2 separate regions of the Homo sapiens genome follow, and region 2 is linked to region 1. Evidence: chromatin loops called from intact Hi-C (ENCODE). Cell type or tissue: HepG2. All regions are shown on one strand.

Region 1 (2,500 bases):
TCCCAAGGGATACTTTTGAACAGTTTTAAAGGAAGTAACAAAGAAAATTCCAGATCTTGATCTGTGACACAGACTCTTTGCTAATATTTTTCTCTTTGAGAACATGTCTGTGGTCATGGTGGTTCTTCATTTCCGTTTGCTCTTCAAAAATGACCCTCTTTCTCTGCCACTCCTGGCTCTGCAGTTTGTGCCTGGCTGAGGAGGAGAGTGGGGGGTTTGAAATCCAGCCCTGACACGGCTGGTGACTTGGTGAACGCGTGCCACAGGTGTAGAGGCTCAGCAGATGATACTGGCAGCCTTGCTCTTATCCAAACCAGATCTTACTGTGGTGCATTGCCCCAGGATGCAAAAACCTCCAGGGTGCCAAACAAAGGAGCAGTTCCAAATATTGATCATGAACGCAGGAATGCTTGCAATGACTGACTGGTTAACAAATACTTTTTCAAGTCAGGTGATCTCCAATTCTTTGTTTTCAACAAAAGTGAAGGACAGGGTCAATGCCTACAGGCCAAAGATAACCAGGACATACCTGTAGTCAGACGCAATTGGGTTTACCACTTGTTCCAACAAGGGAGACCACACTCTGTGGGGAACCAAGGTTTCTCTTGGTAAAAGGATATTAGGAGGACTTGTCATAGGATTTGGGCTTATGTTAGAAAATTCTGGGGAAGGGTCAGTGAAGAAGGGTTTTGCTCTATTAGTTTTTAAGAGCTACTATAACAAATTGCCATAAACTGAAGGGCTTAAAGCAGCAGAAAATTATTCTCTCACAGTTCTAGAGGCTAGAAGTCTGAAATAAAGGTATCAACAAAGCCATGCTCATTCTGAAGGCTCTTGGGGGTAGGATTCTTTCTTGCCTCTTGGTAGCTTCTAGTGGTTGCCGGCAACCCTTGGGATTCCTTGGCTTCTTGTACTGCATCACTCTGATCTCCACCTCCTGTGTATCTTCACTTGGCTGCCTTCTCTCTGTGTATCTATATCTACATTTTTCTCTTCTTACAAAGGCACTAGTTAGTTATTGGATTAGGGCCTGTAGAATTCCAGTATGGCCTCATTTTAAACATCTGAGTCTTTATAAATGTAAAGGCCCAAATTAGGTAACATTCACAGATATTAGGCATGAGGACTTGAACATATTTTGAGGGGACACAATTCAATCCACAACACTGTGGATTAGGTGCTGGTAGGAAGCAGGGGCAAGTTTATGATGGATATAATAATAACATTATACAGGAGGCTGAGGCTGTCATTGGTAAAGGTGAAGCAGTTACACAGCTTAGCCTGGAGAGGGGGATATTAGATTATTTTTTGTGGTTTGGACAGCATTCTTGTGTGTTTTCAGACACGATTATGGCATCTCATTCCATAATGGATGCATCGTGACCTGGTCTGTAGTTGGTGGTCTGTGAAATTGTTTGTGTTCAACCGGAGAAGCAAATAGTCTGAGTCAGGTCGGCTCTCAGCGGAGAGCAGTCAGGGGCTATTTTGTTTTGTTTTGTTTTGTTTTTCAGAGACGAATTGTGTAGCAATTAATTGACCATTAGAAATAAGTTTTGGTGTTATTTCTATCATTTTATTTTGTGATGATTTCTACTTTAAAAAAACTTTTTATTTTGAAAAATTTCAAACATACACAAGAGGTGAAAGAAGGTATATGCCACCCAGCTTAAAATTACCAACATTCTATTTTCAAAATACTCTCCAACATTTTTTGTTGTTATTTTAAAGCAAACCCTAGACATCATATTGTTTCACAATAAACTCTGTAACACATAAGAACCCCAAATTACCCAAATCAATACTGCTAACCTACCCAAAGAAAAACCCATTACTTAATATCTTGTTCAATTGTCCTCAATGGTACTGATATTATCCTTTTACAATTGGTTTGTTCCGACAAAGATACAAGCAAGGTACAAACATTGCATTTGGTTACTGTGTCTCTTAAATCTCTTTAAATTTATAGCAGTTCCCTGAATCCTCTCTCTTTTATGCAATTTATTTTTGAAGGTCTGTAAGTTATTTTCCCTATAGAATTCCCCTGATTCCATATTTAGCTGATTGTATTCTTGTGGTGTTAACATGGTCCTTTATCTCATACACCTGTACTTCTTGAAAACTGGTATTTAAATCTAGAGACTCCATTAGATTCATTAGGTTGAAGTTTAATTTTTTTTTGAACAGGAATAATTCATAGCTTGTATATCATAACAGGAGATATGTATTTTTTGATTGTCAAAGTTGTGATCGATGGATTACTAGTCTGATTCGTCCATTATAAATTTTCCAATTAGTCTTTAGTGGTTTTAGCAATGATGGCCATTGCTAGATATATTGTTTTTTGAAGGTTGCAAAATAGTAATTTCTAATGTTATCATCCCTTCTGCATTTATTAGTTGTGATTATTCTATAAAAATTTTTCCTCATCAACTTTTTTATTACCCCAAAAAACAGTCCACAGAAAAGGCAGGATAAATACTTAATTCTTTTTCTTTATCAA
Region 2 (2,500 bases), 320 kb after region 1:
ATGAGGATGAAAAGGCCCCAAATAACCCATGTTCTAAAGAGAGAAGCCAAAAAATGCACCAATTTCCCAGCTCAGCCTTCCTGGTCTGTGGCTGCCATCCCAGGTGTCATCCTCACTCTCCACCCTACCTTCTGGTTCATTGTTCATTGCTCTAAGGGATGAGAACACAAGGAGGGGAGAGAGTTATCACTACCGTGAACCTCAGGTGTGATGTGCTCCTGGAAAGAGGTGTTTCCTACTATCCCTGAAAAAAAAAAATACCGTTTGTATTTGTACCCACCCCCCACCATCGAGCTGTCAACCCCCCTCATTAAGACACTTGTACCAGGGAAAAGGAGTAATGGGAATAAAAGACAAGAGCAACTTGAGTCTTCATTTCATTGCTCACATCGCTCTGTCCTGCTGCTTTCTTCACCGAAGTACTGGGTTTCTATTCCAAACCAGCTACAATGAACAGTCTTCATTCGGAGTTGGGACTATGGTCTCAACATGGGACTACTGGGGACCCTCTAATAGCCTTGTCCTAGACACACATGACTTTGGCCACCTCAGTAGCAAGAGGGATCTGAAGGGATATGCTCGAGATCCCTGGAATCCTCAGAAATGTCTACAGGCAGGTGTCCTGGGGTCCTGCATAGAAGGGCACTGGCCAGGCCTTGAGTGAGCTCAGCGGGGCCTCTAGACTCACCTGAGATCACAGCCAGGTCGCTCTCCTGCTCTCCTGGTGCTGATTCCAGCTCCTTTCTGTTATTCTGTAGCCCTCAGGATTTGGGTGTCCTTCGGACTGTCCTGTTGGGAACCCTTCCTCACAGTCCTCACATCGACTGAGCAGACTGAGCGGGCACCACGTCTGGCTCCTTTGCTTATGCTCAGCTACTGGATTGCAGTCCCAGAAACGCCACCTTGACAAGGTTAGCCTGCAATGCGTGAGGCGAAGGAAGGCCACAAGGTGGCAGCAGAGGATTACCCACTTGCTAGTGGAGTCGGGAGGCTCTATGGGGGTGGGGAAATGGAGTTTCCTTACCACAGAGCGGGTTGGAAAGCAAGTGAACCAACATTTTAGAGGACTAAGAGATCAATAGGAACAGGTGCAGAAAGATTCCAGGAGGGTGTTGAGGTAGGGCTTGAATAGAAAGACTAATAATCATGTATTAAATGTTTATTATGAAGCTGGCAATGCTTCATAAGTGTAAGCACTTACACATTACATGATCCATTTCTTAGAACAACCCTGCAATTATTCCTATTCTACTTGTGAGAAAATAGAGGCTCAGATTAATTGAGTTACTGGCCCAAGTTCACATAGCTATTAATTGATGGAATTAGGAATAAAAACCAGGTCTGACAGACTGTAAAGCCCGGGTTTTGAACTTCTATGTTAAACAGTGCAAACATCAGGATAGACTAGTGGTTCTCAAAGCGTGGTCCTGGAACCCCCTGGGATTCGCATCACCTGGTGACTTGTTATAGTGCACATTCTTGGCCAGGCGCAGTGACTCACACTTGTGATTCCAGCATTTTGGGAGGCCGAGGTGGGCAAATGACTTGAGGTCAGGAGTTTGAGACAGGCCTGGCCAATATGGTGAAACCCCGTCTCTACTAAAAACACAAAAATTAGCTGGGCATGGTGGCACATGCCTGTAGTATCAGCTACATGGGAGGCTGAAGCAGGAGAATTGCTTGAACCCAGAAGGCAGAGGTTGTCGTGAGCTGAGATTCTGCCACTGCACTCCAGCCTGGGCAATAGAGTGAGACTCCATCTTTTAAAAAAATATATAATAATAATAAAAAAATGCAAATTCTCAAACCTACTGAATCAGAAACCCTGGGGTGGGGCTCAGCAATCTGTGTGAGTGTGTGTGTGTGCGTGTGTGTGTGTTTTAATTTTAAATATATATTTTAGTACAGGCAGGGTCTTGCTATGTTGCCCAGGCTGGTTCCCAACTCCTGGCTTGAAGTGATCCACCTCGGCCTTCGAAAGTGCTGGAATTACAGATGTGAACCACCCTTCCTGGCCCCAATCTGTGCTTTAAAAGCCCTCTGCCAGGATTCTGATGCTGCTCCAGTTTGAGAAGCACTGGGATAGATAATATTCCAGCCTGTCAAGTGCTGAGCTGTGGATTTGCCTATGAGCATTGCCTGTCATGGTGCAGTCACCTCTGATGGAGCTGGAACTGCCCCACCCTTGACATTGACATTAGGCCAGCTGCTCCCAAAGGTAAGGAAGTGGTTCACTCCAATTCTACCCCTTACCTGCTGACATTTTTCTCCCTCTTTAGCTGTAGGTGGGGGAGAACAGTCTTTGTGGAACTCAGAACTGGAAATTTTCTCTTCATTAACATGACAAACAGGCTACCTCTATCAAGGACAGCCCGGTGAGACTGGCCTGGAATTTAGAATCTCCTTATAAATAAAGTCTCAGCTTTAAGCATTAATGAAAGACGTGAGATCTTTATGGTGCCATTCATTTCTGATCTTGCCAATTTGGTAGCTAAAGAGT

What was found. Hi-C counts contacts between places; a loop is a spot of excess contacts. Peaks named below come from ENCODE experiments on the same cell type or tissue, not always from the same donor. Only the 100,000 strongest peaks of a DNase experiment are listed, where the experiment ranks them.
Region 2: it touches region 1 in a loop (4-fold over the local background); 6 of 110 quality-filtered maps call a loop at or near these places.

What each region holds. Positions count from the first base shown.
Region 1 is chr2:84,630,065-84,632,564 of GRCh38, reverse strand. The region is part of intron 29 of DNAH6 (dynein axonemal heavy chain 6); the gene reads right to left. Among named protein-coding and RNA genes, the nearest start is that of DNAH6, 110 kb to the right of the region's middle. In HepG2, a CTCF peak has its summit at 1,287; a DNase peak (open chromatin) is centred at 1,304.
Region 2 is chr2:84,313,448-84,315,947 of GRCh38, reverse strand. The region is part of intron 1 of LOC107985905 (a long non-coding RNA gene); the gene reads left to right. Among named protein-coding and RNA genes, the nearest start is that of SUCLG1, 140 kb to the left of the region's middle. In HepG2, a CTCF peak has its summit at 959 (motif pointing right); a DNase peak (open chromatin) is centred at 957.